7 separate regions of the Mus musculus genome follow, and all the other regions are linked to region 1. Evidence: chromatin loops called from intact Hi-C (ENCODE). Cell type or tissue: left cerebral cortex. All regions are shown on one strand.

Evidence for each region. Hi-C counts contacts between places; a loop is a spot of excess contacts. Peaks named below come from ENCODE experiments on the same cell type or tissue, not always from the same donor. Only the 100,000 strongest peaks of a DNase experiment are listed, where the experiment ranks them.
Region 2: a loop joins it to region 1, with 4 times the contacts of the local background. A loop is called at or near these places in 3 of 42 quality-filtered maps.
Region 3: a loop joins it to region 1, with 2.8 times the contacts of the local background. A loop is called at or near these places in 2 of 42 quality-filtered maps.
Region 4: a loop joins it to region 1, with 2.2 times the contacts of the local background. A loop is called at or near these places in 3 of 42 quality-filtered maps.
Region 5: a loop joins it to region 1, with 2.7 times the contacts of the local background. A loop is called at or near these places in 2 of 42 quality-filtered maps.
Region 6: it touches region 1 in a loop (3-fold over the local background); 11 of 42 quality-filtered maps call a loop at or near these places.
Region 7: a loop joins it to region 1, with 3 times the contacts of the local background. A loop is called at or near these places in 7 of 42 quality-filtered maps.

The regions. Positions count from the first base shown.
Region 1 is chr9:98,029,418-98,033,417 of GRCm38, forward strand. It overlaps Clstn2 (calsyntenin 2), which reads right to left and starts at 3,750. Exons shown (of 18, transcript NM_022319.2): 1 at 3,444-3,750. The coding sequence starts at 3,558. In left cerebral cortex, CTCF peaks have their summits at 1,512 (motif pointing left) and 3,490 (motif pointing right); DNase peaks (open chromatin) are centred at 1,486, 2,361, 2,600, 3,036 and 1 more place; H3K4me3 peaks cover 2,884 bases; H3K27ac peaks cover 2,199 bases.
Region 2 is chr9:98,385,873-98,389,872 of GRCm38, forward strand. All of the region lies in intron 2 of Nmnat3 (nicotinamide nucleotide adenylyltransferase 3), which reads left to right. Among named protein-coding and RNA genes, the nearest start is that of Rbp1, 35 kb to the right of the region's middle. In left cerebral cortex, no CTCF peak of the experiment used is centred here; DNase peaks (open chromatin) are centred at 2,204, 2,627 and 2,932; H3K27ac peaks cover 1,604 bases.
Region 3 is chr9:97,881,603-97,885,602 of GRCm38, forward strand. All of the region lies in intron 1 of Clstn2 (calsyntenin 2), which reads right to left. Among named protein-coding and RNA genes, the nearest start is that of 4921534H16Rik, 120 kb to the right of the region's middle. In left cerebral cortex, no CTCF peak of the experiment used is centred here; a DNase peak (open chromatin) is centred at 1,945.
Region 4 is chr9:98,121,932-98,125,931 of GRCm38, forward strand. No RefSeq gene overlaps it. Among named protein-coding and RNA genes, the nearest start is that of Clstn2, 91 kb to the left of the region's middle. In left cerebral cortex, a CTCF peak has its summit at 1,663; DNase peaks (open chromatin) are centred at 2,327 and 2,718.
Region 5 is chr9:97,771,789-97,775,788 of GRCm38, forward strand. The region is part of intron 2 of Clstn2 (calsyntenin 2); the gene reads right to left. Among named protein-coding and RNA genes, the nearest start is that of 4921534H16Rik, 230 kb to the right of the region's middle. In left cerebral cortex, no CTCF peak of the experiment used is centred here; a DNase peak (open chromatin) is centred at 2,316.
Region 6 is chr9:98,543,328-98,547,327 of GRCm38, forward strand. No RefSeq gene overlaps it. Among named protein-coding and RNA genes, the nearest start is that of 4930579K19Rik, 18 kb to the right of the region's middle. In left cerebral cortex, no CTCF peak of the experiment used is centred here; no DNase peak of the experiment used is centred here.
Region 7 is chr9:98,242,467-98,246,466 of GRCm38, forward strand. No RefSeq gene overlaps it. Among named protein-coding and RNA genes, the nearest start is that of Nmnat3, 52 kb to the right of the region's middle. In left cerebral cortex, a CTCF peak has its summit at 1,955 (motif pointing left); a DNase peak (open chromatin) is centred at 1,951.

The sequences.
Region 1 (4,000 bases):
CAAGGCCAGCCCAAGCAATACAGAGAAGCCCTGAACACCCACAGATCAGTCTGCGATCAGGCAAGGAAACATAGGCATGACTTGCTAGGAGGGGCCATCCCAGGAAGGTTCCTAGAGAAGATCATGCCCCCTTGTGACCACACTTGGGTGATAATGATAATAAAGCTGACCATAAGAGCAGAGGTGACTAGGGACAACTGCAGGTGAGAGTAAACTCTAGTTCGATGCTGAGAAATATGTTGGGCCCTTGTGTTTGAGCTGCAGCGGCAACTTTATGGCCCCTTTAAGAGCCACGTGCTACTTGCCCAAGATGATTGAGGACAATTCCCTGCAGGAGTGCACATCACCCTTTAGGGCAGGGGCTGCCATATGCAATATTGTGCAGTCCTCAAAAGTGGTTTTCAGTCTGTGGATGAAAGGATAGTGCGGCTTCCTTGATCAAGAACACTGGTTCCCACAGGTACAAGCAACTTCTGATTTCTGCCTCACACACAGGCCTGCTTTACGTACGTGCTCACCAGGTGAGCCTGTAGTAACTGATGCTCTATACGCAAGGGCTGTGCTGAGCGATCTCTATCCCTGCAGTCTGGCACCTAGGAAGAGAATGCATACTGAGTCCTTGAGGTTATAAGGTCACTGGCATTTTATTAAACGTAACATAAACCTTCAGGTGACTTCTGGAGCTCATCGTCTTTCTCTGATACATTGTGCCTTTCTCTAGAATAATTCCCAAGCATTGTTCATAGTGTGTGTGTGTGTGTGTGTGTGTGTGTGTGTGTGTGTGTATAGGAATCCAAGAAGGGCTTGTTTTTATGTGTATCCTAAGCATAGGAAGATGAGGAAGCAGTTTTAACTGCCCGGCTACTTTATTCATGTCTGCTTCTGGAACATGGCTGCACTGGAAGCTCAACCTTAGGTGGAAAACCCCAGCAGTGGTCAGGAGTTAGCTTCTAGGTCCCCTGCAGCAAGAAGTAAGAAATGCAAAAGCAGAACACACTGGTATTCAGATGTGCCACCTCACAGGAATTTGAGACCAGCAGAACACCTGTAAAAAGTTATTTAGAGGGTGTGTCCAACTCACAAGGTCTGTACCCCTCAGCTAAGGCATCGTCATGCACACTCCTGGTTGTCTTCTTTCTACCCGTGAACTCGGAAGTGCACTGAGAAAGACAGCTGTCTCTCTGTTCAGTCTCTCTCAAGGGCCCTCCTGAGTCTTCTCCTTTTTAACGATGGGAATAGAAATGATAGAAGCCTTACAAAACAGCGCTATCAGAGGCAGTGTGTGTTACGTGCAAAACTCAGTTTTATTGTTCCTCCCAAATAGTCCTCAGGGGTTGTACAATTTAGAAATGTAAACTTCAAGTGCACTGAAATAAAGAAAGTCTGACCTGTAAATGTTAAATAAACTGTTATAATAAATGTGTCTGTTGTGACCAAATAGTCCTTGTTTCGAAATAAATAAATTAAATAAATAAATAAATAAATAAATAAATGGTGCTCTTTGCAGCCCCCTTGTGGCTTGAAGGGGAAAGACAAGGAGAATCCAGAGTAGCTCCTATTCTCAAGGCCAATAAAACTTTTAGAGTAGAATGACAAATAGCTTTAAATGTGAAATGGATATATTCTAAGGGAAGAAAATTACGGATTTAAATTATTTTATATACAATTATTTACATAATCTAGACCTGTGGAAGCCTGCATTTGTTGTGGCTTTTTGTTCTCTCCCTCTCCTCTCATTTCCCATTCTTGGCAAACTCAGCAAGGTGTTACAGGAGGGGCTCTCTTCCCAAATTACTCCTTCTCTAATCCTTACTCACCGTGAGCTCCCCTGAAAGGATGAAATCTGCCTACCTGTCAAAGTGTCCGTACTGGAAGAACAGACTGTTCGGACGCTCGGTTTCTATCCTTATTTTCACCAGAACAACAGCAACAGCATAGTACATTGGTCCCTTCATACAGACAACCTTTTACCATACCACTTTTAAAAAGACATTTTCATGATGAATTTTTCTGTCTTCTCAAAAAAAGAAAAAAAGAAAGAAAGAAAAAAGGAAGAAAGAAAGAAAGAAAGAAAGGAAGAAAGAAAGAAAGGGAAAAAGAAACTCCTTGAGGAAGAGGAGAGGTACGTGTTAGAAAGACACCTGTGCATAAAATCTTTTCCATTTTATGTCACCAGAAATCAATAGATTAAAAAGAATAGGAGCACCTCTTTTCCCAAATTTATCACTTGCAAATGTCAGGAGAGGCCGCTCTCAAAGTCCAGACAAGGCAAATGGAATGGCCTGCTTCCCCAATTGCCCTGTCTCCGGAGAGATCCAGGCTGCTGTGCTTTTCATACCAGCTCAGCCAACAAACCTCTAAATCAAGCTGTCTCTACTTGGGAATCTTTTTCCAACAAGGACAAAAACTCTGTTTTCAAAATATCGCCAGACAGAATTCCAAGGACCATATGTCACCCGTTCACCTGGCAGAAATCAAAAGCACGCCCTCCTCGTCAACAGTGCAGAGAATCAACAAGTTACCACTTAAGCCAAACGCTCCATCCTGCAATCTGCTACAGTCTCCCTGAGCCCACCATCATCCACCCCAATTGGGCTCCTGCGATGCTTCCCAGCTTTTGGCTACCGCGTGACCTTCTGTTCCAGACCCGCCCTCCAGATGCAGGCTCCCCAACCTGCGCTTCTCCCAGCGCTCCCAGACAGCTGTCAAAGTCTGGGGCTTGCGGGCTTCAGGTTCCCCTGATAACGCCAGCGTTCAGGAGAATCTTAGAGGATTAGAGAGGTCAAGATCAACTATAAAGACCAGAGAGGAGCTCTAGGCTCGGAGGCTCGGTCCTCCGAAGAAAAGCAGAGTGTGAGCCGCAGTAGCAACCATCACATCCCGCGCTTCTTCCGGACTCTGCCCATCTTGAGGGCGTGAGTTCCCAGGGGAGCCAGAGCCCGCGCTGCGGAGGAGCAGGAGGAGCGCCTGGGTGCGGGCAAGGCTTTCAGGAGCCTACAAGTTCCCACGCCATCCTCAAGCTGGAGTGCCAGTCCAGCTCGTCTCGCTGCTTTGAAGACGCCCCTGGTTCTTGCCCCCAAAGCAGAAGCAGACAGACACCTGCTTCACCCACTCCCCAGCCCCCGCTACAGCGCCCATGTCCTGCCTTGCTCAAAGCATCCCTGAGCCAAGCCCCGCGATGCTCCCACCCCAGCACACAGGGCCCCCAAAGTTCTCTATACTCCATAGACCTCCCCTTCTCCTTGGCGCCTGGACCCCGCCCAGAGGTTGGGCTGGAGAACCTCTTGGGTCCACAGTTTAGGGCGCACACTTCGAGGACGGTGCGCGCAGAAGCCGAAGCTGCCACAAGAAAGGGCGGGTGTTAGACGAGTAAGTCCAGGGTCTGCACCCTCGAGCCCGCCCTGCTTCCTTCCAGAAGAGGAACAAACTTCCCCAGCACCCACCTTTCGCCACGAGGAGGCGGCGCCGCCGGCTGTCTCCGCCGTCTCCACTGCCGCCGCCGCTCCCTACGCCCAGCGCCAGCAGGAGCGGCACCAAGCACAGCCTCCCCGGCAGCATCCTCGCCGCCTGAGCCGCCACCGAGCTGCAGCCGCCGCCTCCTACCGCTCGCGCCGGCCTCGCCTGCCGGTGTCCGCTGGCGTCCGCTGGTGTCCGCCGGTGCCTGCCGCGCCGCCTCCCTGGAGCTGCCGGGTGCGCTTCTGGAGCCGCCGCCGCCGCCCTCACTCACCGCCTCCGCTGCCCTTCGCCGCGTCGCTCGCTCTCCCGCAACAGCAGCACTCACTGGCGCGGACCCGGAGCGGCTCCAGCGCTCACCCCGGGACGGCCCGTGACGTCACGGAGGGAGGGAGGTGGCTCGTGCATATTCATGAGACGCGGACATCGGCGCGGGGTTGCGCGCTCCCCCGCCTCGCAGCTCCGGCCCCCAACTTTCCACAGCCATCCCCTATGCCGCTCGCTCGCGTGATCCGACTCGGTCAGGCGCCGGTTCCGGCGGGTGGAA
Region 2 (4,000 bases), 360 kb after region 1:
GTAGCTTTTAATCTCTAAGAGCTGTGTCTTGTTTCTTTAAAAGGAGCTCTCATTCCTAGTTCTTGGATAGGATATAGTCCCTGACAATATTACTGTAATCTTCTTAACATCTATTTAATTTGTGTGTTGTAGTGAGCTAGCTAGGTCCTGAGTGAATGTATACTACTGACATGAGCACTGCTATGTCAAGACCCCAGTACCTCAGGCCCCATGGGAGTGGCAAAGCTTTCCCTGGATGAGGCTCATAGGGAAGACAAAGCCGTCCTTAGGTTCATGTGCAGATGGTGATATTGTGTGTAGAAAATGTTCACTATGGCTGCCCCCCTCCGCCCCACATCCCCCAGATGTTTATAACCTAGAGGCTGCTCCTACCAAGATTAACTAAACCTGTCTCCTTGCTGAATAAGTATACCATAAATCCCACCTCCCTGTTCAGTTGTATATAAAAAACACGCTGAGGTTCCAGGGTGAAGCTTCTCCATCAGAAAGCTCAGACTGCCCAATGGCAAAGGTGTAGGGATGTGTGCATGTGCGTTGCAAGTGTGTATGGTGGTGTAAGGGTAGAGGACAACCTGCCAGCATCAGCTCTTTTCTTCCGTGATGGAGGCCCTGAGTATAGGATTCAGGTTGTCCGCCTTCATGGCAAGTGCCTTTACTCTTTACTGCACCATCTTGTTTCTCCTGGAAGATTTCTTTTTTCTTTAATTCTCTGTTTCTCTCTGCATTGTCTGTAACTTCCAAAGACCGTTTTCTCCCGACGGCTGTTTTAGTCTCCGTCTTTCATGGTAAGACTCCTTCCCAAATCCATCTTCTCTTATGCTTAACCCGTTATCAGTTGTAATATCAAAATTGCCAGAGGCTGAGTTGTTACAGTTTTGGAGTCTGGAAGCACAAATTGTTGGTCTTCTAATAAAGGCCTCATGCATGCTCTGACACATGACATATAAGAGGTCACATGACAGAAATGAAAACTGGAGACAGGGAAGAGCTGGTCTCATAACAGCTCTCTTGATAATTACTCATTGCATGAAGCATCAATCCCTTCAAACTGGGAACTAATTAGCTCAGGAGGCCCCTCCCCTTAGTGTGAGCCACACTCGCCAGTGAGACACACACAGCACGCTATCAACACATGAGCCTTTGGGAAGATGTGCTCAACCCATAGCTAAACCATAGCAGCCTTCCAGGCATAGTTGCGGGTCAGGCACATGTGTGAAGTGGTGTCAAAACTGCACTGATGGCTTTGTAAGTGCAGGGTCTTCAAATATGAGGAAATGCCCTGGGAATCTGGATCCCTTCCCCGCAGAGACACCACTACTCTGTATTCTGGAAGACAAACTCAGATGCTCTTGTCTAGGTGTTTCTTTCCCCCACTTCAGGAGTCATAGTTCTCTCTGGTCCAACCTAGTCAGAAAGCTCATGTGTTGCCTGCCAGGGTGGGAGATTTAAGCTAGGCACTGGGATGGCTAAGGTTCCTTAGAAAAACTCTCAACTGGTCCTGCCTTCTCCCTTCATTGAGCCCCAGCCCGTAGAGTTGACTACTTCTCCATGTCCCAGTTCACTCCGGGCTTTGGCTGGCCTTATAACTTACTTTCTATTGCATCTGCTGCCCACTGGCTCTGGCCGGTCTCTTACCATCCCTCGGTGCTCCAGATTGGCTTTGCTTAACTATTGCTTTCTCTTTCACACCCCACCACCATCACCCCTGCCTGTGATCTCAACTTTATCTTATTCCCCCCTTTTCCATCTTACTCATTTCCAGAGGGAGTGGAAGGAAACAAGGAACCCTATCTGCCACGCTAAATTCACAGCCCTGAATTGCTTCAACAGCCCCAAGATGAGGTCGGTAAAACCTAATACTTACGGATGTTACCCAGGAAGAAATAACAATCCCGTGTCCTTTAGGGGCTCTCAGTTTCTTGGGGGAAAGACAAGGGCAGACTGATGAAATCATACACGGGCTATAATGGAAGGGAGGGTGAGCAGCAGGAGGGTCACAGGAGAGGTCCTTGAGTGGATTGGAAGAGCAAGGGACAGTTCACATGGCAGGCTGCACTGTGGTTGCAGCCAAGAACAGCATGGAAGGAAAATAGCTCAGACTCGTGGCCCATTTGGAAGGCGTGAAGCAGCCTTAGCTCAAAGTGTTATTTTGATTGACTGTTCTCTCCCGGCTGCTATAAAAGAGCATTGATTTCTCTATGTGTGACCTGCTATCAAATGAGCTACCCCATCAGAAAGGACACCTGACTGTCCAGGACAACCAGCAGAGTGGCAAGTGTGGCTTTGTCCTCCTGCCCTGCTTTCCTATAAATGGGAGATTAACAGGGAAGATCAAATGTATGTAGATTGCCCCCAGAGAGTCCTCCTAGGCCCCATTTCTTCTTAACAGGAAAATAGAAAGAAAATGGAACACAGATGTGCAGGGATGTAACGTACTTTGCTTTCTTTAATGCTTCACACGTGTTGAAGAAAAAGTTCTAATTTTAAGCCAAGTCTATTACAGGTCAGCTCCAAGAGCAGCTTAAGCATCTTCATTCTGGCCCTAAAAAGATGCACCCGGTCCTCTCTTCCCAAGATCACAGGTGTGAGCTTCTGTCTGCTCTGCCTACACTATTGAAGCTTCCCAGCATCTCTTGGCTCAGGCTGCGTCCCAGATGCTGAGCCTGGGCTCACCATGGTCCCTGAACTCTGTACCCTCTGACTGCTCGTTCTTAACCTCCTTTGCCACCATTTTCCAAAGAACCTTGGGAATTTGTGACTCTCCCCCTCCTCCCCCCCGAGGCCCCCTGAAGCCGAGGGAGAGGTGTTTTCTGAGGCACACTGCCTACACATAGTACCCTCCAGTTCTGCTCTGCTGTTCGTTCACACTGGCGTGGGCTAGTGTGAGATGCCTTTCTCGCAGAATTCCATCAGGACAGCAAAACAGGAGACTGTCAGCCCTACAGCTTCCAGACTTAGCTGTGTCCCTTAGCTGTACCCATCTGTCCCATCTGTCCTAGTTAGGTTTCTGTCTCTGTGTTATAAACCAAAAGCAGCTTGGGAAGGGCAGGGTTTGCTTGGTTTGTAGACTACAGGCCATCATCAAGGGAAGCCAAGACTGGAACTCAGAGCAGGAATCCGGAGGCAGGAACTGAAGCAGAGGCCACAGAAGAATACTGCTTACTAGTTTGCTTCTCCTGAGTTGCTTTCTTATACACCCCAGGACCATCTAACCCTGGAGTGGTACGACCCACAGTAAACTGGGCTCCAAACTGATCATTAATCAAGAAAATGCCCTACAGAGTTGCCTACAGGCCAGTTTGATGGAGGTAGTTGTACAGTTGAGATTTCCTCTTCCCACACATACCTGTGTCTGTATCAACATCAAGCCAACCAGCATATCACCCAGCCTCATCACCAACATGGCTCCTGGCTGAAAGGTACCAGAGCATGGCCACGTTGTGACTCATGTGGTACTCAAGGAACCACAAACCCTTCCTGGTTCTTCTCTGCTCCTGTTTCCCAGTGTACTACAGCCCAGAAAGGGCCTTTCCTCTTTCTTTCTGTGCCCTCCTCTTCCTGCTACTCTCTGGACTCTAGGAAAATCCTGTGCTTAGATACTAGCTTGGGTTGTCCATCAACAAGCCTGGCCCTTTGCAGCAAGAGCACTCACCTTCGCACATGCTTGCATTGCAAGGAGTTTCAGGAGCCACTTCTGGAACCAGAAGCTGAATGCTACTCCCTCATTCTCAGCTGCTTCCTTCCGTCCTCCAGACCGTGGAACATCAGAGTCCAGGGTGGAGGGATCAAGGCATCCAAGTTGTCCTGGGATAGAAAATGCATTTGGGAGCTTCTAGTTTCCAGGAGAAGGCTACACTCTTTGGAGCATCCACTAGCACAATGAGAACATCTTTCAAGCTTCACTTTTAAAGCTAAAATGGTGAGCTATTAAACATCTGTAGCCACCAAAGTAAGCAGCTTACTGTGATATATAGCATGGACCCACTGCTTACAGATGTCA
Region 3 (4,000 bases), 150 kb before region 1:
CTCTTATTTTTAAAAAATCCAATTGACCACAGTGCCAGTCTGGGGTTGGGGGAAAGGCTGTTGCATGAAAGAAGTGAGGCAATGAATTAGAAGTTCTTAGGGGTGTGTGTCATGTTAAGTAACTACTTGAATGTGGTCCCAGGATAGCTGTGAAATGACACAATGAGAGTGATGTCTTTTGATCAAGGAAGCAGTAGAAACATTAATTTTGAAGCATTTAAAAAGCGCGGCTCCCTGAATACACATCTGTTAAGTTGCAGGGGCTCCAAGGGAAACTGTAGCAAACACCTTAAAGAGATAGTTTACAGGCACCTAGAGAACAACCCGGTAATCCCAATGACCTGAACAGTGACAGATATATGTCATGAGCTTTAGCAACTTCATTGGCCGGAAGACAAGAGGTATGTATTAATGATTAATTACAGTAGCAATGAGACTTCATATTTCACTCCAATGTGCAGGGTACTATTCATGTGGATAATGTACATTGGATGGTTCAGGAAATAAAAACCAAAGCACTCTGGGTAGACACTGTCACTATAAAGGTGAAGAGAGACACAGAAGGCTGAAATGTTTTTCCTGGGACCACCATGAAAAGTCTAAGCTGTAGAGTTGACTTGATAAATTCTGATCTATGCACAGCACCATGTGCTCTTATCCCTTTCTCATCACAGACACTGCTGATTAACATGGTCACAGAACAGACACAAAGCCTCAACATTCTTTTCAAGATAGACATGAAGATGTTCCAGACTTATCTTTTGGCATTACCACAGCAGAGAAGACCTCTTTTCTATTTGTATCACTACAATATAGCCAAATGGCCATAAGATAATAATGGGATGTGATATTCTTATGAATTAGGTAGATAAGAAGCCTCAATATAAATCTGTTAAAAACTTCACACTTATCAGCAGTGAGTCAAATCTCCATCTGGAGATTGTCCATCTGAGTTGTCTCACGTGATCTGTATTTTAGCTGATGGTGAGCAACAAAGTTGACCATGAGCTTGCACCAAGAGCCAAATAACAATTCTAAAACATACAACTCCATCCAACATTTGATCCTAGTTGAAAGCCTTACAAAGCTACACATCCCAGGAGTCTTTAGGGTCCAACTCTCAGGCTTTAGGCCTACCCTGACTGCATGTATTTTGTGGGACCTGTATCATATCCTGGGGGCAGCCATGGAGAGAGGCATGAGAAGCAGCAAAGCTACTGATGGAACAGATGGATAAAAGAAGACATTGAATCTCACCAATGAATTCCTGCAGCATGCTATAAATAAGAAGTTGTATCTACTCTTTGGATATATAAAGTTACCTACAGATAAACTGGAGTCTCAAGAGAAGTAGGCATTGTCCAGTGGGCCCCTCTCTGCTTCCCCATGAGAGTAGAATTGGGAGAAGAACATCCAGAGTGATAGCCCTTGTGTGGTTTAAAAAACTAAGCTTATATCCACAGCTTCATGCACATATGACTAAAATAAGGAAGAATTTCAGCATGGCTAGTGAGTGTATCTGAGAGGCAGTGAAGTCTTTCATTTGGAAGAACTCCATGTTGCAAAGAGAACAAAACAGTCCAACTTACCACCTTCCATCCCAGCAATGCAGTAGCAATGATACCAATCTGTTTGTTGATGTCTCTTCTAAGGGAGGGAATAAGTCTCTACAGAGACCCTGGGTGAATAATGCATACATCTTCAAACAAAATCAACCTTCAGCTGTACCAGTGTAGAGAAACAGCGAGAATCCAAAGTATCTGATAAGGCAAGGCAAGTTCTACCTCTCTTTGGAAATGTTTCAGTGGCAAACAGGAGATGCAGTTGCACACGCTAGGAACAAAATTCATGAATCATATACACTCCATTTATTTCTATAGACACAAGCTTGAGCGCAGGTGCACACATCCACACTTACCTACACCCACACAAGTTGGTTGAGTCCCAATTCAAAGTAAGTGAGATTTCTCAGGGGGAGCTGCATTCCTTGTTACTGCCAGTGAGAAACAGGAGTAAAAAATGCCTGTTGCTGATGCTGAAAAGTACTTTCAAGCAGATGCTCAGAAAAAAATATCTTTACCTTCCCCCCTAAAGCTCTGAGAACATGTTGTCTTAGAATTTGCTCAAATTCAGCAGTAGGCAGTATCCTGTACCAGAGTATCTTGTACAACACATTACACCTGAGGACTTGGTTTCCAGCACACATAGTTACTATAAGAAATATATGTTATATAAACATATATCACATGCTTATTATATATGCTTAAATGTAAATAGACATATACTACTATAAGAAAATGGATTTTTGTCAGGCAGGTGCAACATATATGAATCCATATATTTCCATACATACCTCTGTATCTCACCTTAGCAAACAACCTACAGGATAAATGATTTATCAGAACTCAAAGAGCTCATTAGGAGCTCTGCCAGAAAACAAGCCAATCTCTCCATGTTCTTCCCAGTACTTTGTCTACTTGCTTATGCTGGTAAATATGTACTCATTTAAAATGGCCACAACCTCAATTCTGTCCCACGCACCTGCCTCTCTTTCATGAGGTAGTGACATTGCAAACATGTGTTGCTGCATCCCAGGAGGGCAGATGAGAAATGAGCATGTGTTAAATTTGCCATAAGACAGACAAGGAGAAAGCTGGGATCCTGGTTCACTTGGATGTGACCCATCTTTAATCTGGTACTGTATAGTGTTAAGAAGTATCTACATTCCCAGATCAGGAGAACTTGTTACCCTTCTATCCTAAGAGGCTTCTGGAGGCACTGAAGAATGACTCGCACTGATATCCAGTTTATATGTCACATAAAAATATAAGTATGAAGAGCTCATATTTGATGCCTATTGAATAGAGGCAGAAGATCAGAGTGAACTACATAAAGAAGAAAAGACAGAGAAAATGTTATATGTGTGTGTATATATATATACATACACACATATGTATATATGTATGTATGTATATGTGAATGTATGTGTATATATATACACACACACATATTGCTAAGCTTAGGGTACATAGATATAATGTTCTTCTTCCCTTTATTGTCCCTAACTGTGTCCAGTCCACAAATGCCTCACTGGCAGTGTGACCACCAGAACCATGTGATATTCCTAGGCTAAAAGAGACAAGCCAGTGGACAAAAGCCCTTCACAGAAAATACAACTCCACATGTACCACTTGGAACAAGCTGTAGGTTCAGTTTCTGAAAGTGTGCGTACTCATGAATGAAGGCTGCCAGGGTTATGGGAGACCAGAGGTACAAAGAACAGTCAATGGTTTGAAGAGGAAAATAAAGGCACACAGCAACCATCTGGATATTTATGAATGGCCAGAAGTTACTGCCTGGGAAAGCCTAGTTTTATGCTAGCATTTCTTTATCTGGCCATCCTTGAATTTATACTAATTCATCCAGCTCTTCTAGCTATCTCTCCACTGGTTTCAAACAAGTTCATCATGTTGCACCATGGTTGATCCCTGTCTATGTCAAATACTGAGTACAAACTTATGCCCACATTCGATTGCTCTGAACTGTAGTTACAAACTTGAGAAGGGGTCATGAAATGTTGAAATCCTCAAGAAAACCAAATGAGCATGTGGCAAAGCTATGACTAAGGAGTCCAAGAAGCTTCAGTGCTTCTAAAAATACCTCTCTCCAACAGCCAGCAGTCAAAAGGTTTACCATGAGGACATTAACAATTCATCTAAGACATAACAGGTTTTAACAAGCCTGGAAATGGGACATACTTATTCCAGCAGAGGAAATAGAAGGATGTCATTGGAGCAGAAGGGGGGGGGGCGGTTATGAGCATGGCTAGTCACTCAGACTGCATGCACCTTTAGGTATGTGTTTGAAACTGAGACAAAAATGAATATATAAAGATACATCCAAGTTATAACACTATTTTAGCAAGGGACTATGCCAAAAGACTCCACATAGATGTCTTAGGGAAGTCAGAAGGGGTGAAAGGATGCCTGAGTACAGTCTA
Region 4 (4,000 bases), 93 kb after region 1:
GAGTGTAGGATGATTACACAGGTCCAGGTGTTGATTTCTGGATTTGTCTTTGTTGGGTGGTGAACTGGCTAGACTCAAGTCAATTTGACACAAAATACAGTCATTTGAGAGGAGGGAACCTCAGTTAAGAAATTGTCTCCATAAAATCAGACAGTGGACCAGCCTGTAGGGCATTTTCTTAGTTAGTGATTGGTGTGGGAGGGCCCAGGTCATCCTGGATGGTGCCATCCCTGGGCTTGTGGGCCTGAAATCTATATGAAAGCAGACTGAGCAAGCCATATGGAGCAAGCTAGTAAGCAGCACTCTTCCACAGCCTCTGCATCAGTTCCTGCCTCCAGGTTCCTGCCCTCAAGTTCTTGCTCTGGCTTCTTTCAATTGATAGACTACAATGTGGAAGTGTAGGTCCAATAAACCCTTTCCTAACTTGCTTTTTGGTCATGGAGTTTTGTTACAGCAATAGAAACCCTAACTGAGGTTGTTTTGTTTCTTGGTTTCCGTTTCCACTCTGGAGTTCTGGAGAGCATGTTGGCTGTGTGTTGCTTGTTTTCCTCCTGGCTTGTTTAGTTGGTAACCTCCTGTAGTTCCTGGTGTTGGAGGCTAGGTAATTGAGGTGAACTGGAGGAAGGGAGGATGGAGGAGAAGGTCTTTGTGATCCATTGGGAGTGGGGGTCAGAGGGGAAAGGGAGACCACGGCAGTTTTCCAGTTACAGAGCCTGGTATGGGACTGGGGGGACTGGATCTCAGGAGCAATAGAAGAGGTACTGATCTGCCTTTGGCCTACTTGTTGCTCTGGGAAGAGCTGCCCTCAGATTAGCAGGAGATGCCTGCTGGAATTGAGGGCTGGGACAAAGGAACAAGTTTTGGGGAGAGCAGGAGGGGGATGGTCTATGGCAGCTGTTCTCAACTTCTGGGTCACCACCCCCTTTAGTCCTGGAATAACCCTTTCATAGGGGTTGCCTAAGACCATCAAAAGACATCAATATTTACATTATAACTCATAACAGCAAAATTAGTTATGACGTAGCAATGAAAACAATTTTATAGTTGGGGGTGTCACCACAATATGAGGAACTGTATTAAAGGGTCACAGCATTAGGAAGCACTAGTCTGTGGGGGAGCCACAGGGCTATGAGCAAGGTTAAGGGAAGACTGCAGCTTGTGTTCTGTTACAGCACAAGGAACAAACTGAGCTGGGGGATCGGCTCTCAGGGAACAGAGAGGAGAAGGTCTATAGGCAGCCGACCTAAAGGGATGAGTTTTCATTTATACGAGCCCTTATATTGTTATTGTTTAAAGAAAAAATATTATGAATTGTCATTTTTGTTAAGACTTAGGCACATGGTAAGCCATCTCTTACTCTCCCTGTCCTCTAAGACTCTGGCAGGCACAAGACATACTCAAGATACCAGAGGATATTTCAGTCATATCTCACAGATACCCAATAACCCTAAAGCCCAAAAGCTCTTGAACGTGAAAGGCCTAAGAGGGAACTGCCCTTCACTACTCTCCCTCCACTTGAGACCACAAATCCTCGAAAACTGATCTGAGGGAGTAGAGGTCACGGTTCACCATTCCAGAAGTAGCTATTCTCTGCCCTGAAGAGAATGACACAGGGTGTTTGGAGCAGCTGTGCAAGGTCATGAGCTGAACAAAAGCACCCCCTGGAGGAACAAGGGGAACTGGAGCCCAGCTCTGCTCCACCCACCAAACATCCCACAAAAGGTAAGAGGCGCACACCTGTCTTTGCACAGATAAATCTACCCACCCACCCCTACGCCACAGTGCCTGCCCAGCCAAACCATCACTCTCAAACACAAAGAAGCACCCTATAGTTTGACGGGCTGTGTGTGAGCAGTGTTATTCGTGTTTCTTGTTCACTTCCCTGTGACATTCTAAGCGTTAGTAACCCACTGTGCTCAGGAAGACTAAGCCAGCAAGTGCACACAAGTAGAAGGCTGTGCTCTGCAGAAACAGCAGACAGATCAGGAGGGATGGGGGGTGGGGGGTGTGTCCTGATTCCAACTGCTGTTCTCCATTTGTCTGATTAGGCTAACCTGCCAAACCTAAGGTCCTTTTAAGAGATGGAGCCCAGCAGGGAGGTTCTGTCCTCCCCATTGCCAGACAGGCCTCTCTTTGGTCCCAAAGTATGAGTGGCTGGCTCAGCTGTTACCTCCAGAAGCCCCTGAAATGGCCAGAATAATATATTCAGGAATATCGTACCAAGTCCCCCCGCTGAACCCTGGGTCAAAAATTCATCCAGATTGTATTTACCATCTCGGATTTCAAGCCATAGAGTCAAGTATATCTCAGCTGAGGAAGCTGTAGTGCAAACACCACATGGCAGTACAAAAATATCTATCTACACAGTGCGCCTGTCACCCAAAATACCCAAACCTAAATCCAGTGGAGCCCCTCCTCCCCCACCCCATTGTTGATTTCCAGAGGAGAAATCAAAGCTTAAAACCAGAGCTCCCTTCCTTTCACAAATTAAACTCAAAGAAACCAATGCTTGCCCTAAAGATTACCTTCCCACAGAGGGGTCCCAGCTCCTCTGAGGAGTGTCTTGTTGGAACAACTGTTCTCCTGTCTTCCATGTTATCTACCCCAAGTGGGTGTGTCTCCTGAAGCAGGAGGAAGTCATATTTATCCTGCCCCAAGGGAATAGCATGGTCCTGCTTTGTAAAATCTGAAAGTCAGGATGTACAAGAATATCCCAGCCCCAGCCCTAAACCCACCAAACTTAGCACAGCAACAGTATATTCTCGGATCCCATGTTTCTACTGCTAGCTATGGCGTACAGCAGATGCCTGGTGACATCTGAGGCAAGGAGACAGAGAAAACAGATGTGAGACACAGAAGGAGAATATTCCATGTTTCAGGCTCACCAGCATCACCAGTAAAACTAACTGGTGTCTTCCCAGGTGTAATTCTAGGCCCATCCATCTTACTTGACTTCCATCTTAACCGAGCCCAACCTCTATTTGTTAAACCTTCGAATCCACATGTCTCTTTTGAGCCTTCTGCAACATGGGATCTATTTCTGTTACCAGTGTCCCCTGCCCCTCCCCTTAGAAGTGAGACATGTCCATACTGCCTATGTAGGGATCATCTTTTTTCACAGGCCCACTTTCCTCTGTGACCATCTACATGCACAGATACATCCTGGCCACCCAGATACCTCCAGATTCACCCAGGCCGCTCAGCTTCCTGTTCAGGCTTTGTCTGTTAGGACAATTTTCTTCCTCTACTTTGCTTGCCTTGTCTAGAGGAACTCAAGGAGGTTCAGCATCTGCTCTTGCTCTGCAGAGCACCACCTCTATACCACAGGGTCCAAGAATAGCCACCCAAACCACTCAGACACCAATCTCAGTCAGGCATCGATGGTTTATTGTACTCGAGCTCCAAGACTGATTAATCAGGAACATGGCCAAGAGTCGAGATTCAAATCTGCGACCACAGGCAGTCCTCAGAACCAGTTCTTATGTGGGGAAAACCATGAACAGGTGCATTTGCAACAATTACAACATGGAGGCCATCTAGAACAAAGCAGGGCTGTCTGACCTTTAAGCTGATAGGCTGGGTCTAGAGGCAAGGGGTCTAGGGAATCTCCAAATCCATGAGGCTCTGTGACAAAGTACAACAATAAGTCGTTTTTGTCAGGACAAGGAATAGGTCAAGTTAAGGTCATGAGTTACAAAACGAAGGTTGAGAGAATATGGAAGAGCTATCGTCAAGTTTTAATATTTAACAATCCCGGGTCCCACTGTCCCAGCCTCATTTCTTGCCGTGGCCAGGCTGCCTTCTGGCTTCTGTTTACCTCTTGGTGCCTCTGTGCCTTCTGCCAGGCTCAGCTCTAAAGGCTATCCTACTGTCCTCTGAGACTGGTGCTTTCCAGCCTTATAGGACTAGTATGGATGCCTTGGTGCTCTCTCCCTTATCATCTTCAGCTCAGACCCAGAGGTTTGTGGTTCTAACCTTCAGCTGTATCTATGGAGCCTGT
Region 5 (4,000 bases), 260 kb before region 1:
CAAAAGTTCACATATACATGCAAATAATTCTAACATTTAATTCATTTAGATGTTATTACATAAGGGCATGAAGCATAGTATACACACATATACAAATGATCCTAACAGTTAATCCACTGAGAAGCTATTATGTGGTAGCCATCTGGCTTTAAGATGGAGGGACAAGGCACAGAAAGGGTTCAGGAACTTTGTCCAAAATGGAACAAAGGAACAGTATGATTCGAGGGAATCACCTCATCTTGGATAATCAAGATAATATCAGCTGACCCCTGCATGTGCCTTCTATCTGTCAGTTGCTACTTCATACATACATCACTCTTTCTATATCCCAGAAAGAGAACTTAGATATCTGAAAACATCAGAGATAGAAAATGGTAGAGCATCAACTGAAAGTTGAACCCTTCTGACATTCCACCTTATAACCCAAAGGATGACTTTCCTTGAAAAAAAAGAAATCAAAAGGAAAATGGGTGGTCCAGGAGATTAATTGTAAGATAGTAGTACATCTTTGGGTGGTCTTAGCTGCCTCCTGCTAATCAATATCTTAAAAGACATTTGTCTCTTTGCCCTTGTTCCACCCTTTACTATCTGCCAATAAAATAGAGTATAAATGTGTGGTTTATCTTCTTCCCATTTTCCAGGACCTACATTAAGTAAAATCTCTGCACTCCTGCCTTCTTCTTCCTCTTTCCCCTCCATCTTTACGCATAACACCATTCATTACCAGCCTGGAATCTCTCCAAGACAAGCACTGCCTGGAGAAGCCATTGTCTTGTCAGAAAAGTCCATTAAGGCTGTCAGGCTCCCTAACAAATCAATCAGGCACCAGGAGGCCTTTCAAAATGATATCATTTGCCATTCAGGCGGAAACAAATAACTATCCCAGGTGAGCAGCCTCGGCATGGGCCAGGAGCCAAATTACATGGTGGTCTCAGGAAAGGAGCTAGTAATTCCCACCAATGAATGGCACACTGTGCCTACTTCTCCTATCTTAAAAATACAAACAGCAGACCTCACACCTTCTCTTGGTTTTTCTCTCCCATCAGCAAATACCCTTCTCTTTGTTCTCCACAGTCTCGATCCTTAGAAGATAACTGGTCCCAAAGCATCTTCCGCTACATCTCCTATTTTCTGTGGAACTAATTCCAGTCATATTTTTGTTCACTGTGCCCCTGAAACTACTTTTTAAAGCCATAATTGAGATCTGGGTGGCTAAATCCAATGGTCCTTTACACAGTCATTATCTACATATCAGCAGCTTTGGACCAATCCTTATCTTTTTCAGGGTCCCCTAACTCTTGTAAAAACAAATCATAATAATTTATAAAATGGAATTCTATTTCTTAACTTGAAAGGATGCTGCTCTGTGTGGTCACTGTGGGGTCAGATCAGGCCACCATAAGATTACCCTTAGTGGATCCTCCACTACTCCAAGAGTACTGGAAAATTTATGGCTAAGTCTGGGTTCACCTACATTAGTTTTTTCTTCCAGAACTCAGTCATATGACTGGAGTCATATGACTCTAGAACTCAGTCATATTCACTCCCAGTTAGTGCCCAGGATAGAGAGGACCTGGTACTCTTACTAGTTTTGGGTGATCCTTCTCCTCTTCCCATTGCTTCCAAACACCTGACTCTCTGGGTTTCATGTCACAGCAGCCATTGTTTCTTGAGTTTCATCACTTCTCCCATCTCTTCCCTTAGACAGATAAATGTCCATGGCTTTAGAGACTAGCTGCACATTAATAATCCTAAATTGCCCTCCCAAGAAGATCTCCCCACCAGCTCCAGACTGACATACCCAACTGCTCATTTTACTTTTCTACTATGGTGCTAGGGATCCAGAAATCACAGCAAAGGGGGCATCCTAAGGTGAAAGGGTCTTCATCCTTCATGAACCTGTATCCTTGTAACTTCCTTTAAACCTCAGCTATTTAGGTCCAACACCATGGAGTAGTTTTAGACATGAGACAGACTGTATAAGAATATTTTGTTCACTCTGCCTGGAACAATCATCTCTCCTGTTGACCTAAGCCACAATCACTCTATATCGCTGAAGAAGTTTCTCCATGGCCTCTCTGATGCCACCCTGGTCTCCCACAATTTGTTCTTATCATAGTAAACAGAGAGCTCTGATCAGAATATAAGGGGGAGATGCTAGTCCTCTGCTTTGCCTCTGTAACCACCTCTCTCCAAAGCAAAGCCAAGCTTTTGCTATGTCCATGACTCTCCTCCCTGCCCCACACAGCTATGACACACAGCTGCTTCCAAAGCGCCAGGCTTTTTCACTGACAGCCTCCCTACTGGGGACATTCCACTCAGCAGACACAGTTACACCCCTTCGCCATCTGCGTGCCAGATCCCTGCCAACTGCAAGTCAGGTCTACCCTGACTCTCCCAAGCTCCCCTCCTCATGCTATCTTCCAGGGCATTTCCCTGTTTCACTTTTTATTGAATCAACTCCATCATTCACTTGTTGGCTATGTTGATTATTTACTGTCTGTGCCTCACTCTTAGCCCTGTAGAAAGTTAAGCATCACAAGCATAGAGAACACTGCTTGGCCCACTGACTGAGTTTATAGAGGAAAGGTTAGTATGCAGTAGGTGCTCACTAAATACCTTATAATAGATGATCAGTAACTGAACCATCAAAGCTTAATTCGTCAGAGTTGCTGTGCAGTGGCTAACATATGCCAATCTGATTTGCCATGTTTTCATTTCAGTTAAGCTCCTTAAAATATTCCCCAACTCCCCAGTGAGAATTTCTTCTAGGCAGTGGATCTGCCTTTGTATCACATTGCCCTTCCCTAACTGTAATTCTTGTACCTTCCCACAAATCCCACATAGAAAGCAAACTGGAGGTAGGTTGTTCCCTTCTGTGCCCCTTTCCCCATTTTCCTTCACTTGAACACATAGCTCAGTCATCTTCCAAAGACTGTTTAAAGAACTGTTTGGCACTAAACCATCTCCTGAGGTCCCCACATAGATTAAGATGACACCTCAGTGCTCCTGGGAGTCTCTTCGGTTCATTTGCAACCTGAGTGAACCTTTCTGAGGGGCAAGGATGCTCATCTCAAGCAACAAGCTCAGGCTTTCTGCTCTTGGTCCTTGCTGCTTATTGAGCAGTTAGAACCAGTGGTTAAAAGTGGGAGAAGAAAACACTATCTGAACAAGTGGTTTCCAAGTATTATCAAAGTCCTATCAAGGTACATACAAGTGACATGTCATCTCTGATGGGAAGGAAGAAGATAGAAGGCTTAGCAGAAGGCAGGATAAGACCTAAAAGAGAGTTATGCACCGAAAGGAAGCTGTAAGTGGGGAGGACAGGCACTCTGAGACCAGAGAGTCCATGGCTGCAGTCCTTACCCTCAAGAGGCTAAGGCAGGATCACTGGGCCTTTCAGGCCAACCTGGGCAGCATGTTAAGTTCCAGGCCACCCTAGGCTATAGAAGACATTCTAAACACCAATAAAGCTAGGAACTTAATACTATTTAGCAAACTCAATTGAGTCATTGGGAAAAATGCTCTTTTTAAAATCCAAATTAAATTAAAATTTTAATTCAAATTATACATGCCCTAATAAGACTGAAAGAAACCACAACTTCTCAGAACTAGGGGAGAAAAAGAAGTGCAACCTATGACACTGGGATAAGAAATACTTCCTGATGCTTTTAGATGCATGATGTACATTCTTTTACAATGCATATGTTGATGATATTTAAAGCATTGTTATTTCATAGATTGAGTAAGAAACTTGGAAACAGTATATGGCTAGGCGACAGTGACAGGCACATGCTCACTTCTCAATTTAGGCTCTCTCTCTCTCTCTCTCTCTCTCTCTCTCTCTCTCTCTCTCTCTCTCTTCCTTACTCCCTCCCTCCTTTCCTCCCTCCCCCTGTTGAGACTTTCTGCTCCATTTTGAGGCCGTAACCCAGAAGCTAAGATGGAGGCTTTCTAATGGTTCAGCAGTTCTCTAAGTCCTCTGAAACCAATGGAAAAA
Region 6 (4,000 bases), 510 kb after region 1:
GATAACAAGTTGTCCCTCTGGCATTCCTTAGTTGAGTGTAGTTCTTCTTCTAGGATTGAGGCTCCATGACATTCCCCTGCTTCTTTAGCAGGTCTCTCGGTGTTGACCTCGCTCAGGTCTTGTTGAGGCTCATGCCTCTATCTTAATAACACCGTCCTTGACAGGCTATTAACCAGAGGAGGCTCAACTTAATATTTTCTTTAATGGGCTGTGCTTTTAGTATCAAATCTAAGAACTCCTTGGCCCTAATCTGAAGAATTCCTCTTTTTTTTTTCTCTCTCTCTGTTTTATAAAATTGTGTGGCTTACTTGGATTATAGTTAAGCCCATGACCCATTTTGAGTTCATGGCTGTCCACATTGTAGGACAGACTGATACTCTTTTTCCTAACCTACTGTCCCCTGCTGTTTGTTAAAGAGGCTGGAATAGCTGGGTGGTCACCCTTGCCTTTAATCCAGTGGTTCTCAACCTTCCTAATGCTGTGACCCTTCAATATAGTTTCTCCTGTTGTGATGACCCCCATACCATAAAATTATTTTTGTTGCTACTGTTATAAATTGCAATGTAAATATCTGATATGCGGGATATATGACTCCTGTGAAAAGGTTGTTTGACTCCCAAAGGGGTCGAGACCCACAGGTTGAGAACCATGCCTTTAATCCCAGCAGCACTTGAGTGTCAGAGGCAGCTGGATCTTTGTAGGTTCAAGGCCAGCCTGGAGTTCCAGGTCAGCAAGGGAGACATAGTGAGGCTCTGTTTCAAACAAACAAACAAACAAACAGAATTGTTCCCCTGAATAGTGTATCTTTGAACTTTTATCAAAATTAGTTGCGTGGGACAGAGGAGATGACTCAGCCACATATTGAAACAGATGTGGTTGTGCATAACACTGGCACCAATTAGGGGTGTGGCCACGCATAACCCTGGCACTTGTGGGGGGTGTGGCCATGCATAAGCTTCAGGTTCAGTAAGAGGCTCTTGTCTTTCCGGAATAAGGTGAAGAGCAACAGAGCAGAACACCTAATATCCTCCTCTAGCCCACATAAGCATATGGAGTTACACACACAGATCTCTCTCTCTCTCTCTCTCTCTCTCTCTCTCTCTCTCTCTCTCTCTCTCATACACACACATTGGCTTGACTTTATTGATCTGTTGGATTGAATTACACTGTTTGGTTTCTAAATCTTGAAATAGCCCTTCATTTATGGAATCAAACTCTCCCTGGCTACAGTGTGTGTTTCATTTTATTTTCTTTTTAAAGCATTTACTTTTAAGATTATGTGTAATACAAATCCTCCTGTTGTGCTATATATGTTTGGGGGGGGGGGCAATGTGTGATGTGAGTGCAGGTGCCTGAGGCGTCCAGAAGAGGGCACTGGGTCCTCCGGAGCTGGACTTACAGGTGATTGTGAGCAGTCCTCCTTTCTTTAGGTGCTGGAACCAAATTCAGGTCTTCTAGAAGAGCAGAATGTTCTGGAAGCCACTGATCCATCTTTCCAGCCCCGTTTTCCCTCTTGTTAACTGTCAGGTTCTCTGGCTAAAATTTTGTTGATAGGTTCTGTGTTTGGCTTTATGAGATATATTGACGTACAGCTTCCTGTTTTATTTCTGTGATCTCCTTGTTTGGCTTTGTCATTGAAGAAGTACTTGGCTTCACAAAATGGAGCGGGGCATTATCATCTTTTCTGGGAGAGAGTGTGCAGAATTGGTATTCTTTAAATATTTGGGTGTGGTTATGCAGGGAAAGCATTTGGGACTAGAGACTGGAGGACATTTTCAAATTATGAACTCATTTACCTTAAAGTGAACCTTTTCAGACTCCTTCGTACTGGGTGAGTTCTGATAGAATATTTGATGACTCCAACATCAAGCATCACACACACACACACACACACACACACACACAAAACCCCTCTGCACACATCGGGTTGTTATTTTCCTCATGGTAACTCTGTGGTCGGTAGTCACCACCCTTGCTTGGTTCTAATGTTGGTAGCTTGTGGGTTTTGTCCATCTTGCTTAGCTTTCCCAAGAATGGGGCCTTTGTCTCAACAGTTTCCTCTGCTCTCTGTTCCCCATTGCTTGGTGTTCATTCTTAGGATTTCCTCCCCTCTGCTGGTCTTGGGTTTTGTTTGCTCTCCTCAGGGCAGAGCTTAGATTATTCACTTGAGCTGTTTCTCCTTTGCCAACGCACTCCTTGACTGCTGCCAGGTCACCTCTCAGTGCTGTGTTAGCTGCACACTAGGGATTGTGGCATGCTATTTTGCCACTGTTATTCAACGTCCCCCCCACCACCACCCATGGCTTTCTTTGTCACTTGCTGTTTCAATGTGCACTGCTGAGTTTTCAAGCATATATAGGCTTTCCTGATACCTTCCTGTTAATTGTTGCTAGCTTGAATTGACTGTGACGGGAAAACAAACTTTGGACTTTTTGTTTGGTTGGTTTTGCTTTTTCTGTTTTGGTTTTTGGGTTTTGAGCCTTGATCTAATTTTCTTCTCTTTTCAGGACTCCAAGGATATAAATGTTAGAGTTGCCATAAATCCCAGAGGTCCATGAAGCTCTGTCTCTTGTGGTTTCAGTCTGCCTTCTCTGTAGTGCTTAGATTCAGTGATGTCCCTGTGCCATCAGCTTTGCTATCCCTTCTCATATTTGAGCTTTCTTATGTCAGTTATGGGTTTGGGGGTGGGGCTGTGACTTGGTTTTCAGTTGTTTGGGTTTGGTTCTTGGTTTTCTGAGACAAGGTTTTTTCTCAGACAAGGATAGCCCTGGCTGTCCTGGAACTCACTCTGTAGATCAGGCGGGCCTCAAACTTGCAGAGCTCCACCTGCCTCTGCCTCCCAAGTGCTGCCCTCCCTGCTCAGTTATGAAGTTTTTAACATAACTTTTTCATTAGATTCTTCAAGCTTTTATTTCTTTTCTGATATATTTTTAGCTTTTTGAGGCTTCCTGCTTGTATTTATAATATACTCAACATTGCCTATTGAACATTTTTATGGTGACTGCTTTGAAATATCTGTCTTATAATTTTAAAGTTTCTCACATCTTAATGTTGACATCTGTTTTCTAGCTCTTGAAAAACCACCGATGAGTGATTTTCTGTTGGCACCTGGACATTCTGGGTACTGTGTTAATTTATTTGCGCATTCTGTTCTGACTTCCTCACACACTGCACTAGTGACAGGCAGGGACAAGGTGGAAGGGTATCTCACTGTTGGCATGTGCAGAGAGGACTCCAGGTTCCCCACTCAACCTCCATTAACCCCTCAGTACCAAGTGGAAGAGTTTCTCATTACCACTAGGCAAAGGTCGGAGTTAAAGCTTACCATTGGGCTGTTCCTGGCTGGGATATCCCCTGGCTGGGATAGCTAGGGGTGCACCATTGCTGTTCCCTGTGTTGACTTTACTGGTACTGCAGAGGTAAAGCATAGTGAGAATTTTGGTTTCTTTAAAAATCGTTATGTTATGTGATTTATGTTTTTGTTTTAATACCAGGTGTGGGATATGGGGCTGCTTCAGATTGTTCACAGCCACTAACTATGATTTGTTTCATGCTCCAGGAGGGGTGTGATTTTTGCCGGCTGCAGATAATTTATGTTTGGAATTCTGGGGAATCTGGAGAAAGCTATATGAGAGGGCCTGCAGTGCCTACTGCTGTTGCTACCACTACCGCCACCACCACTGCCACCGCCGTTGCGATTGCTGGATTGCTGGATTGCTGGATTGCTGGATTGCTGGATTGCTGGTTAGCAGTATCCTAACCACAAAGACTGTGCTTGCCCCTAAGAACTCGACATCCCTAATCAGCAGGAAGTAGTCTAGAGAGGTCTATGTCCCCTTCCCCCTCTAACCTTCTTTTTCTCCTACCTAGTAGTAGGGGGTTGGAAGGATCAGGGTGGAATAAGGGTGGAGAAGGATGATAGTTATAAGAACTCAATAAAGTAGCCCCAAAAATGCATCTACAGTAAATAAGGGGTCCTTTTGCTTTTAGAGCTTCTCTA
Region 7 (4,000 bases), 210 kb after region 1:
GCCAAAGGGTGCTAGCCTCAAAGTTCTCCAGCACAACCTTGTGTCCTCCCTTCTCCCCAGGGACCATTGGCCACTGGCCCACAAAAAAAAAAAAAAAAAAAAAAAAAATGGGAGCAGAGTTCAAGGACCAGGTTCAGATGGTCCCATGAGTAGGGGCAAAAATGATGGACTACCAGGATCAGCTTCAGAGAGGCAGCTGGACTTCATTCCAGGTTCAAGAGCCGTAGAGATTGGAAGAATCAGCTAGGGATTTCCATGGCGGATAAGTATCATTGCCCACAGCTTAGGGAATAGAAGAGTGCCTCATTTGCATGGAGAGCCATTTCAGGAATTCCAAGCGTTTGCTGAACAGATTCTAATTGGGAGAAAGGAAGCTGAACCTGTGACCTCACCAAGGCTAAAGTGACATTCTGCAGGTAGAGAATATTGGGGTCAGGCTCCCAAGATCAAGCAGAGAAGAGGAAGTACCCTCATTCCCCCCAAAAAAGGCAGTCTTCCATCTTGTACTGAGCTCAAGAGCTGTCCAGACATGGAGGACTGTGACCTTTAAATAGAAAGATGTAACACAAGCCCTCACTGTTTGTAGGAGGAAAAATTGTTTCCCGTATGTGCCAGGCAAGAAGCGGGATGGCTGAGTCTGGGATGGGGCAGAGTCTGGTTTGGCTCTGAGTGAGTACAGAAAGCATTGAGTGGCTGGAAGAGAGAAGGCCTTCTGTGGAAGATTATGTGCAGCTCTTTATGACAAAGGCCTCCCCCTGTGGCTATCCTTGATGAAGGAGAAGGTCCTTGCTTGTCCAAACTGTTTTATTTGATGGCAGATGCGAATGCATACATCTTACTCAGGGTGAAGCAGGGATTAAATACACTTTGCAGGAAGGAATGCCCAGGAAGGGAAGCTCATTGACTAACCACCTATCTAGATACCTCATTAGCATGGAGAACTCTAGGTTTTTTTGTTACGTGACCAGTTGGCAAGGTCCTCTTGGTGGAGTGTTGTGGTTATGTGTTCCAGGACAGGCAGAACCTGGCTGGGAGCTGATTCCAAGGCCTGGCGTTCTCAGTTATGAGATTTACTGGGGTTTTTGACTTGCTTCAATGTTACCAATTCTTCTGGCTGGTGGCCCCCTCCACTTGCCCTGCACTGTGGCGTGCTATCCAGCATCAAGAAAGAAGGAGCCATTAGTACTCAACACAACACTGACAGCCAAACTCAAAAGTGAGCATGCCAATGAATTCAGCAGCTGGCAAAACATCAACAGTGGCAGAAGTCAGAATGGTAATGGCCTGGGGACACTGGATTCTAGCTGGGAAGTGACACAAAGGAAGTTGGGGCTTAGCTAGAAATGCTCAGTGTCTTGGTCTGGGTGGCCACATGTGGGTGTCCCTCAGTCAGTAGCCTCAACAATGTGCTTACAATTTGTGTCCACTGTACATCTCCACTATAGATTATACCATAACCAGAAAGAAAGCAGATGACCATAAAAAGGAGATTTTTCTCTCTAGCATTTTCACAAGCCCTCCCCATGCTGGCTCCCCTTAACAGCCAAAAGGTCCATCCTATTATCTAACTTATTCTTCTGGTAAGCACCCGAGTCTCTCCCACCTGGCTCTGTTCAGATTGGTCCTTGAAACCATTCCCATCAATAGTCACTGTCTTGAGAGGTCACCTTCCTCCCTAGATGTCTTCGTTATGTGGGGGACTCACAATAAGGACCTGGGCACCAGATTGTTCTTCACAGGAATTTTGTAGGAAGATCACTACTCGAAGTGTGGAGTCCAAGGGAGACTGAAGTCCTCTGATCAGGACATAAATCCACCTACAGATTTAAGGAGGGGCCTTCCTTACTTGTTTGATATCAGAATCAGACAGAAACAGATGGGGAGCAGAATTGCTAATGCTCCATCTGAGGCCTTTGGAGGAGCTTGGCTTCTGTTCCCTGCTCCCTCTGCTGGTTCTGGGGAAAATGCAGCCTGGCCAGTGTCAGTTCCAGATGGAGCAGGCCTACGGGAGGGCACTGCAGACTAGAAAGCCAGGCTACAATATCTGTTTGCTCTGCCATCTCTTCCTAGAGCCCCAGTGACAAAGTTAATCTGATCAGTCTCATTGTAGGAGAGTCAAGAGGCTGAGGGGACCTGGGGATGGTTTTGATTAGAGTGATCACATGAGTGCCACCTCCGCAAACACACTTCCTGTCTAACACACACCACAGAGAGACAGACAGACAGAAAGACGGGCAGACAGACACAAAGAAGAAGACAGAGAGAGAAACAGACAGAGAGAGACACACAGAGAGGCAGAGGTGGAGACAGAGACAGATAAAGGGAGGACGCCTGTTAGACTCAGAATGTTTCCTCACAGAGAAGCTTGCCCAAGTAACATGGAAAACACCCTTGATATCTCTGTCTCAGAAGCCTAAGCACATAAAGAGTGGACAGGTGGGGAAGAGGGGGTCTTTAGGGTCAGGGTTACATGCTGTTTAAAATAGTTAACATCTATTTCCATCTTCAGGAAATCTCATCTCTCCGAAATTCTCAAGACTGTTTTCATCTAGAGATAGCTTGATTTGTGAACCACACCCAAGTGAAGATGGGCGCCTATTCTGTCCAACCTCAGATTTCAGAATTCCCTCCTGTTTCATTAAAACCACTTGCAGGGTAATTATAGCTTGCTGCCCACTGACCCTTGGGAACAGGAGCTCAAGAAACCAGGAATGGAATGAATTCTCAGTAGACTCTGCAGCGCTTTCTCAATAATCCCTATTTAAAGCCCTAAAGAGTACCCCAAAAGCTACAGTATTATCAAAAATATACCTGTCTTATTATTTTTCCAATTTCAAGTCTGGTTTGGATTTTGGTAAAAAATTCACTTCAATGTCCTCAACGAATGTTTGAATTTAATAAGGAAACAACCGTGTGGATCCAGCACAAACCCCACCTCTGCTGGGCTCTGTCTGGGCCAACAGCCAGGGTTTCTGGCATCTTCAGTGTTTGTTCAAAACTTCTCCAGAATGCATTTATTCAGATCCACAGGACCTGGTAAGATGAAATGTAAACATCACAATAGCCTGGACCTTGAGGCAGGAGATTTGGAAACATCTGGTTGATTGTTTAGTGTTATCCAAACAATAATCCCTGCCATTTGTTTCTAAGAGCAAGGTTTCAGACCGAATGCAATTTGCACTCATGTGATAGATGAGAGTGACATGTGTCCCAGTGGTCTTTCCTGGGCCATCTAAGATCCCCTTCCTGGTTCTACTCCATGCCACCTCTCAAGTTCAAGGAAGCAGCTTGTAGCTGTGACATGTAAGAAAGCTGCGCTAATATTTTCAAAATAAAAAAAATCTATTACTCAGATAGCAATTTGTAGGATCAGGTTCTGTTGAAAAGGGACCCCCAGGAACCCACTATTCCTGGGGTCCCCAGTTTCCCTCCACATACACTGACATGCCTGATTTACTGGCACAACTGTGGCTCTTCCTGTTTACCTTGTCCACCTGGTAAGGGACAAGGACTTGATGCTAGAAATGTTGCTATGAGACCCAGGAACAGGACCAGAACTACTAATGGAAGATGGAGGAGGAGACTTGGGCTGAGAATCTTCTGAGGGAAGAACTATGGGGGTGGGCAGTGGGAAGTGGGTGGTAGCAGACAGATAGAGAGTCAGTTAATCAGGTAGAGACCTGTTGGATGAGGCAGCCAAGAAAGGGTGTAGAATGGACAAAGACTTTTGTAGGGTGCTCAATAAAATTAAACGGTATCCTTTTCAGCCATATTTGTAAGAGCCTTTCATAGGAATATGATTAGAATTAGGGGTCTTGGCTTCCCTTTCCCATCAAAGGGTTGCAAAAGTTAGTGAGATGCATCATTTCATTTGCAACTGGCTCGAGATGGAAGCTTTCTTTCCAGGAAAGCTTTAACTTTATGGTTTCAAGGTGAAGTTGGCCGAAGGTTGAAATTTCATGACACTTGAAAAGTGAATGTAAATCAGTAACTCTCTCTC